Regions from separate parts of the Homo sapiens genome. Here all the other regions are linked to region 2. A link is a contact called in ENCODE Hi-C data. All regions are on one chromosome and are shown on one strand. The core of a region is the stretch at or near the end of the contact, and the rest is flanking DNA. Distances in the headings are between cores, read along the strand shown. Region 1 holds the start of IREB2 (iron responsive element binding protein 2). Region 2 holds the start of SENP8 (SUMO peptidase family member, NEDD8 specific). Region 3 holds the start of HMG20A (high mobility group 20A).

Evidence for each region. Hi-C counts contacts between places; a loop is a spot of excess contacts on that map. Pooled maps may share reads with other maps.
Region 1: a loop to region 2 is called in a map of B cell, with 21 times the contacts of the local background. The contact joins the promoter of IREB2 here to the promoter of SENP8 in region 2. A Hi-C loop is called at or near these places in 2 of 168 maps with a recorded cell type or tissue (B cell and naive thymus-derived CD4-positive, alpha-beta T cell) and 6 of 50 pooled maps.
Region 3: a map of CD8-positive, alpha-beta T cell shows a loop between it and region 2 (25-fold over the local background). The contact joins the promoter of HMG20A here to the promoter of SENP8 in region 2. A Hi-C loop is called at or near these places in 3 of 168 maps with a recorded cell type or tissue (CD8-positive, alpha-beta T cell and naive thymus-derived CD4-positive, alpha-beta T cell) and 7 of 50 pooled maps.

Annotation. Positions count from the first base shown.
Region 1 is chr15:78,436,762-78,439,640 of GRCh38, forward strand. IREB2 (iron responsive element binding protein 2) reads left to right here and starts at 1,455. Exons shown (of 22, transcript NM_004136.4): 1 at 1,455-1,595. The coding sequence starts at 1,577. RefSeq lists enhancers at 990-1,069, 1,140-1,199 and a silencer at 1,670-1,909.
Region 2 is chr15:72,116,795-72,119,737 of GRCh38, forward strand. SENP8 (SUMO peptidase family member, NEDD8 specific) reads left to right here and starts at 1,609. Exons shown (of 2, transcript NM_145204.4): 1 at 1,609-1,670. MYO9A (myosin IXA) reads right to left here and starts at 1,356. Exons shown (of 42, transcript NM_006901.4): 1 at 886-1,356. RefSeq lists an enhancer at 298-507 and a silencer at 708-1,477.
Region 3 is chr15:77,419,559-77,422,366 of GRCh38, forward strand. It overlaps HMG20A (high mobility group 20A), which reads left to right and starts at 1,330. Exons shown (of 10, transcript NM_001304504.2): 1 at 1,330-1,446. PEAK1 (pseudopodium enriched atypical kinase 1) reads right to left here and starts at 546. Exons shown (of 10, transcript NM_001385026.1): 1 at 448-546. RefSeq lists silencers at 1-141, 152-321, 572-891 and enhancers at 1,342-1,391, 1,782-1,831.

The DNA of each region.
Region 1 (2,879 bases), core at 205-2,704, 6.3 Mb after region 2:
GGGAAATGACGAGTTCAGTTTTGGAGATTTTTAGTTTGAGGTGCCTTGGGATGTGGAGGCATCCCATGGGTACTAGGATATACACCTCCGGGTTTAGGAGATAGGCTCAGGTCACAGGCAGACTGGGAAGCATCAACATATTAACTAATAACTGAAGTCAAAGGAAGTGTGAGATGGGCCAGGGAAAATGGACAGAGGGAGGAGGTACAAGGCCAGAGCCCTGGGACACATTTAATGTCCAATATATTTTTTTTTGAGACAGGGTCTTGCTGTGTTGCTCAGGCTGGAGTGCAGTGGTGCAATCATGGCTCACCACAGCCTCAATCTCCTGGGCCCAAGTGATCCTCCCACCTCAGCCTCCTGAGTAGCTGAGACTACAGGTGCATGCCACCACACTCAGCTAATTTTTAAATTTTTTTTGTAGAGATAGGGTCTCACTACGTTGCTGTGTTTGGTCTTGAACTTTTCAGCTCAAGCCATCCTCCCACTTTGGCCTCCTAAAGTGCTGGAATTACAGGCATGAGCTACTGTGCCCATCAAGTGCCCAGTACATTTAAAAGCTGGGCGGAGGAAGAGGTCTGCAGAGGAGCCTGAGATCAAGCACCCTTAGGAGAAGAAACAAAAGTAGAGTCTGAAGTCACAGAAGCTGATGGAAGAGTATTTTTCAACAATGGGAGAGAACCAGTCAAGATTGAGATATGTGAGATTAGAAAGTGGAGTTATAGCTGGCCTTGGCTAAAGGCATTTCTGGGAGTGGAAGCCAGACTGGAAGAGGATAAGAAGTGGGTGGGGGAGAGCCGAGTATGAGCGACTCTTTCTGGTAAGTTGCTGCGACAGGAGATAATGCTGGGTAGGTGGAGAACACAGGGACCGGAGGAGCTGAGGCGGAAGGATGGAGAGGCTTAAGCATGTGTTAACTGCCACTGGGAAGAAGTCGGCAATCACGGAAGCTACCGGAGGGTAAGAAAAAATTCATTCATTCAACAGTTGAGCGCCTCCCACGCGCCCGATCAGTATGGCCGCCCCCACTTGAAAACACGCGTGTGGGCCGCCCACGTCTGACAAGTTAATGCAAGGCTTTATAGTTAGGGGAAAGCGGTTCTCCTTGAGCTCTTTCTCCTAGCAGTTCCGATTCCGACCCTGACTCCAACAGACACCTTGCGGGAACGCAAACACCGCTCGAATTCATGACCCCAATAGAAAACTTAAGGCCGCAACTAAGTAACGGATCGCTGCGAAGGCCAAACTAGCCACGCCAACGCCCCCACTGGAGCCTCCCCAGCGCTCCGCCCCCGCTCGCGAGAACAGCGGCGACGGCGCGAGAAATCGCTTTCTGGTTAGCTCCGCCCCTTCCCTTTCTTTGTTTTCCTGTCCGACGATCTCGCGGGAGTTAGGCGACAAATCCCGCGAGCGCAGACCCGGGGCTGGCTCTGCTGCTCTCGCGATATTTGCGCGAGCCTGCTTCCTTCTTTCCTCCCTTGCCAGTCCGCCTGTCTTCCTCCCCGTCTTCCCTGCCCGGCCTCCCCCTTCTTCCCCCGCTGGCCCCCTCCCCGGAGGGATAATATGGTCTCCGGCGATGGACGCCCCAAAAGCAGGTCAGTTTCGGGCCTCCGAGCTGGGTCTGGCAGTTGGAAACGCGCGCTGCCTAGGCGCCGAATTCCTTGCTTTTCTCGCCTGGAGTCGCTCGGCAGGCGCCCAGGCCCTCGGGGCTCGGGTTGTGCTCCCCTCGGGGCCTGCCTGCTGGGCCGCCCTTTGAGCCTAGGCCGCGGAAGCTGGGGCTCCCGATCCCCACCCTCCTGCGCGACACCCGCAGGGCGGGCCACCCCACCGCTGGCCTTGACCCGCACCCCTCTCTCTCCGGTGGCCGCTGCCTGCTGCCAGCGGCTTCCTGGCCCCCGTCAGCAACACCAGGGGCAGGGAGAGGCCCACCGTCTTCTCCTGCCCGCCCCCCATTGGCGAGCGATGAAGGCGGGGGCCTGCGTCTCCGTGTTCGGGTCTCACGCAGCTAGATGTTGATTCCACGGTCCAGCCTAAGGCCCCTCAGTCTCTCTGTGCCTCTGGAAGCCGAATGAGGGGCAGTCAAGGTTGAACATTGGTCAGTCAGTTCTCCGACCATTTATTGCACCGCTGTCTCCTCCCCCGTCCACCTCCCTCTACAAAAAAAAAAAAAGAGAAAAAAATACTATTCATTCTGAAAATGGGCTGTGCTTATGTTTTCTCCTTTTGGATGAAAGCCTTAACAATGTTGAGGGTCCTGGCCACCCACCGCTATGAGTCTGCACAAAAGATCTGAAGGTTCTTTTCAACCTCAGGGCTGCCTCCCCGCCACTGCCCCCTAGAATGTTGGGAGCTGAGGCACGTTTAAATGAGACCTCTGGATCTTTGACTTAGTAGTTCAGCTTCAGTTCGTGCAAAACCAGAAGACTTGTCTCTTTCGGGTAGAATATGCTAATTTCCTAGAGATTCTGTTACTTTTATTTTCAGTACTAAGCCCTGGTAAGGACTTAACTGAGAAGTTTTTTTGTTTTGGTTTATTGAATGCTCTGTAAAAATCCGTCTTTTAGTTTTTTTTTTTAATCAGTCCCTCTAATGTTAATTGTGGAATTCACAAATTCCTGTCTCTGCAGTTTTCAAGACATGTCTTTCCAAAACGTCCCCGTGGATTATTTAAATCATTCTTATTGTCCCTTTCCAGGTATTCTTATCACATTTCAGGAGTGAATTATCTTACTAGTTTTTACTTGACAAATTATGGTTTAGAACTATGCTTTCCAGTGTGGTGGATACTAGCCCTGTGTGACTTTAAATTAATCAAAATTAAATAAATTAAAAATTCAGTTCCTCAGGCACGATAGCCACATTTCAGGTGCTCAATAGCC
Region 2 (2,943 bases), core at 359-2,858:
CAACCTCACACGTTCTACACAGAACAGACAAGACGAGGTGCAGGCTCTGTGACCTTATAATGGCACACACACAACTGGCCTCATGCTTCCATAACTTCACTCTGCCTCCCACTTTTTTCAGCCCAACCCCTCCAAACATGGGTCTCGGTCGGTCCCCTTAAGCCACAATGGAGGGAATACATTAGGCTAAGCAAATATTCCCTCAGGATTTCATGGCAAAGCCCTTTCAACCAAAGAAAGGATCGCGACTAAGGAGAAAGATAACAAGGTTTGCTTGAGGAGAGGTCTGTTGAGAGAGGCTACAGTCGGTGGTGGGAGAGAAGCCAAAGTCTGTGACGGTGTCTAGAGGGACTGACACCACATCTACCGGGAGTAAGAACACCATGACAGCGGCTATCTGAAAGCCGTGATGGCTAGGGTTAGTGCTAGTCGGCTTGGTGATGAGCGAGCTGGGAGGGGTTCTACTAAGAAGAGTAGGGCGAGGGGCACATGGGGGACGCAATGGGTTAGGGGGCGGTCGAGACTTTGCCTGAGAACTGTAATCACGTCAGCCCAAGGGAGGATGTAACGTAGTCTAGAAGCTCCATTAAGAGTCCTAAGGGACTCTGAGGGGTACTAATGGGGTCTGCTGGGTTGGGGGGACCGTGACAGAATCTCCGGGGAGGCTGGAGGGCCGGAATGGTGCCCGGCCAATGGAAGATACAGGGGGTGGGGTCTACTGGGGATCCGGGGCCGTGATCTGGTGTTTGGGAGGCTCGGCGCAGACCCGCTCGCGGGGCGTCTCCGCTGGGACGGGGCGGGGCGGCCCGACCGGAGCCAAATAGCGAGGCTGAGACGTGGGCCAGGACGGGCTGCAGGGCCGCTGGGCGCTTGGGCGGGTCTTACCTCGGGCTCCGCCGCGGTGGCCACCGCAGCCCCCTCCTCTTCGACGGAAGCTGCCTTCCACCCTCCGCCCCAGGGTAGGACCGGAGATGGCAGAAGAGGCCGAGGCCACCGAGGGTCGGACGGTTCCGGGAGGGTGGGCCCAGCAGCCTCAGGGTCCGGGCGAGCGGCCGCGGCGCATCCCCCGCCCTGTCAGAGAGACTCCGCCCGGCCTGAGCAGGCACATCCCCCGCCGCACCCCGCCCAGAGAGCACGCGTTGGACCGCCGCCTCAACCGCTGCCAGCGGCCGCCTCTGCCGGTGCAACTACTGCCTCCGCCGCCGCCTCTCGCAGTCCGGGCTGTCCTGTACTCTCTCAACAGACACAGCCAACCGCCGCCGCGTCCCTTATCCGCTTCGGTCGCGCGCCCCCGACCCCGCGCACGCGGCCCCGCCCCGCGCGACTCCCCGGCTGCAGGCGAGCAGGCGCGCGCGCACTTACCTCCCACGCCCCCTACTGCCAGCACGGGTCGGCCCCGCCCTGTCCCGCCCCCGCACGTGACGCCACTGGAGAGTACAGCGTGCGCTTGCGCAGACACGCCCCCTTTCCTACGCCCCAGGCGGCCCCGCCCAAATTTTTTCTTCTTCACCTTACGGCAGAGCAGGGAACTCAGCTTTAGATTCTCCCTGTACTGGAAAGGGATGTCGCAAGGTTGGGGACGAAACCTCTGAGTTTGCGACCGTAGCTGTCGCTTTCCGGCCAACACAGAGGTGCCTGAAGGCTGGTTGGGGTGGTGAGGCCCGAGGCAGGTAAGAAGCCTCCTCCCCACTTCGGTTTGTCTCGGCAGTGGATCGCTCTCCCACCCACTCAGATTCTGGCGTATCCGTGCTCCCTCCCGATTCTGGACCTGGATTCTCAGCGCCGCCGGTCATAGCCCCCGCCCCTTTTCAAACACGCACGCTCTCTCCACCCACTGCCCCCTCCATTGTCCCCGCCCCGACCTCCGTTTCCATTCATTTCTCAGACTTTTCACTGAGTGGTTTCCATGCCTTGGGTTCCAGAATGTCAGAGGCGAATTAAGTGGTGTCAGCTTTTTGAAGTGCTTTTGTATAGGAGACCGTGAGAGAATCCGCAGTGGTAGTACAATAAAGTGACAATAGAGAAAAATGCACGGGATGCTGTCTGCGCACAGAAGAGGGGTCCCAGGTTGTGTAGGAGGATAACGTGAGGAAGCCCTTTCCAGGGTGACTTTTGGGTCACTTTTAGAGGACTGTGTTAAAAGACTAGTAATCCAGTACCTGGTCAAAGAAATACGAAAGGAGGTAAAAGCAGAATAACGGGCGCAAGAGCATGTGACAGTGGTGGTCTGAAAGAGAAAAAAGAAGTAAAATAAACCTGATGGAAACCGTACTAGTGTAGACTTCCCTTTAAAGAAGCATCGTTATAAAGTTAGAGAAATGAGGAACGAGAATATGGCCCTCAGGAATGTTTTCTGTTTAGGTAGAAGACTCAAAAGCGTACCATGAAACCGAGAAGTGGCCTCTTCGAGGGTGAGGGAGGCTAATTTATAAGATCAAGATCACTAGTGGAACGCAACCTTGTATGTGCATTTGAATCACCTGGGAAACTTTTTGTTAAATAAAACCAATACTGTTGCCCCACTCTAGACCAATTAAATTCTGGGTTGTGCCAGGTGTCATTACTGTTTTAAAGCTCCACAGGTGACTCTAATGCTAAAGATTGAGACTCACTAAACTAGAGAGAAGGAAGTTGAGACAGTTGGCTCTGTAACATTAAGATGGAGGTCATTTAGCCGGGCGCGGTGGCTCACGCCTGTAATCCCAGCACTTTGGGAGGCCGAGGCGGGTGGATCACGAGGTCAAGAGATCGAGACCATCCAGGCCAACATGGTGAAACCTCGTCTCTACTAAATATACAAAAAATTAGCCGGGCGTGGTAGCAGGCGCCTGTAGTCCCAGCTACTCGGGAGGCCAAGGCAGGAGAATGGCATGAACCCGGAAGGCGGAGCTTGCAGTGAGCCAAGATCGCGCCACTGCACTCCAGCCTGGGTGACAGAGCGAG
Region 3 (2,808 bases), core at 80-2,579, 5.3 Mb after region 2:
GGCTGACCGTGTGGACCCGGCAGGAGCCAGAGAAGCCCCTCCTGCCCCGGCCTCCCCGCGTCCAGCTCCTCCAGGCTTCACTTTCCCCCGCAACCTCCCAGCCGCGCCCGGGGGCGTCCCTCGCGGCAGGTCCCAACTTTCCTTCCTCTGGGGGGCGTCGCGCTCCCGGGGCCGCCGCCGAGGGAGGGGGCAGGGGCGGCAGGGGGCGCGCGGCACCGGCGGGGCGCGGGGGTGGCCGGGGAGCTAGAGCCCGCGCCGGGCGGGACGCACCGGCCGCCAGAGCCCCGGCGGCGGCGCCACCCAGAACCCGCGCCGCCACCCAGAACCCGCGCCGCCCCGCCCGGATTCCCCCGGGTCAGCGCCCTCAACCCGCGGCAACCCTGGTCCCACAGACGGCGCGTGAGTAGAAGACAACCGAGCGGACGCGGACAGCCGGGCCGCTGTTACCTGAGGGGCGCACACGCCGCCGCGGCGACCACCATCACCGTCCGTCCCGTCCCCTTCCTGGTGACCACGGCCGCCGCCGCCGAGCAACTGACACTGACTAACAACAACTAACTAACTACTCGCCGCGGCCGAGTCCACCGCGCGCTCCCGGCCGCTCGCCGCCCGCCCAGCCCACCAGCCTGCCCGCCTCCTCTCGGCCCCGCGCGCCGCCCCTCCGCGCGCGCCCTCGCCCGCTCGCCGCGCTCCTGGAGCCGTGAGCACGCGCGCGCTCACGGGCCCCGGTCGTCTCCCAGGTCTCCCTCAGCCCCAGCGGGAGGAGTCACCGCCAGGCCCCTCCTCTCTGCCTTCCAACCTCCAGAGGACGAGACCTAAAGGGTGCCTGATTGGCTGCGGAGGGCGGGGCTAAGACAAGGGGCGGGGCTGCCGAGACCTTGGGCCCGCGTGAGGGAAAATTTGGGTTCGATTAAGCCGCAGAGGAAAAGACCAGGGGAGTCTGGGCCCATTTGGGCGTCGGGGCCCGCTAGGTCAGCCGTCATCGAATACAGAATATGTTTTCGAGGACGCTAATATGTAGTCATGACCAATTTCAGTTCTTCTACTTTCTGCGGGCCTTCGCAATAAAAAAAAAAAAACTACATCTCCCAGAAACCTCCACGAAAATAAGGCTCACCTTGCGTAACCACGTAGTCCTTCGCCGCATTGGGGCAAAATAATCCCTTCATTTTTGTGAAGGTACCGTGGAAAATATTTCATTTTTCTTCTCACCGGAGCAATTGTAAATGCTATGCGGTAAGAGGAGTTACCTGTGGAAAGGTGGTTAAGAGATTAGGTAAAGAAAAGGAAAGGACACCAAAATAAAGTGCTGCGGAAGAATTTTTGTCCAGCTGTGAGACGACGAGTGCGTGAAGTGAAGGCGATTGAGAGGGGCTGAGGGAATTGTCCTCTGTGGAAGGGACTTTCTTTTGGCCCTAGGCCCCTTCCTGCCCCTGTCGTCAGCAGGTCAGTAAGCAAGGCGAGCTTGGGGGTGGCCCCAGTCGAGATGCCCTTCACCCCTTGAAGATCACCCCTCTTTTGGTGGTGGTGGTACTGGTTTGTCTCAGTTGGAGGCCGGCTGAATGGGGGCGCCTCAACTTCCGGTTGGGGGAGGGGAGGAAGGCCGTCCTGGGGAGGGGGGACACCCTCACTTCCTGTGGGGGGGTGGTGATGGTTTGGGGGTGTCCGACCCACTTCCAGTGCTGATGAGGGCTTGAAAAGGTGGTGCTTGGTGCCATTCGCGGAGACATTATCTTGCAGCTTGGGGATTGTGTTTTATGTGAAAAGTTAGATTATTCCAAGTTGTGCTGAACACCAACCTGCAGTCAGAATTTATGAGTTTGCTTCCACGTGGAATATGGAGCATTTCCTCCCCAGCAAAATTGTCTGTGTTTTCTTCAAAGAATTCGAAAGCCCTTGTTAAAAATCTCTATGCACCTTTGCAAGACGACATAGCTTGTGTGACTGATGAATTGCCAACACCTGCACCCCTACTCAAGTCCAGCCTTGGCTGGGTGAAGTGTGGTGCCCTCTGCCTTGACATGCAACAGGAAATCTAGCTTCTCTTTTAAGGAGATAACTTTTTATTTAGGGGACTGAATATTTTACATAAAATCTGGGGCATTTTCATCTTAGCAGAATGAAAGTATCACACTGAAGTACTCAAATTTGAGGTTACCTTAACTGATAAAATTGACATCTTAAATTATTAGGACTGTTGATTTTGGGCTACAGGTTTTGCCCTGTGCCTGAGAACAGCTTCTTCAGCCTTAAAAATTCTTATGTGTAGCTTACACGTAACATTTTTGAAAGTTGTATTTTATTACATTTTCCTCCTTTGTAATTTAATTCATCACTGATTTTTAAATGGTATCTGTTCTTTGTGGTTTTAAAGTATAAAGCAAGGGTCATGAGACTCAGCTCAGATTCTAAACAGGAAAAAGTTGGCTCACAAAGGACAAAAGGTCAATAAGAACTTTCTGGTTTTCAGTAGCTCATTTTTAATAAACTATATGTGAGGCGGTAATAAACACTCAATAATTTTGATTCCTTGGTTCTGTTGTCAGATAACACAATACTTAGAAGGGTGTGTGTCTGTGTATTGAAGGAATCAATCTATTTGAAGCTTACTTTGTGAAATCTGAATGTTAGTAATTTTAGTATATATATCAGTGAACCTAGAACTGTATTGTCTTGCAAGAATTTTTGAAGTAATAAGGCCTGTGTACTTTTTCTTTTGGGATTGTACTTAATCTAGCCTCAGACTCTGCGATTATTTTAATTCTATAATAGTTTTTTTAAAAAGCTGTTTGGTCACGCCTGTAATCA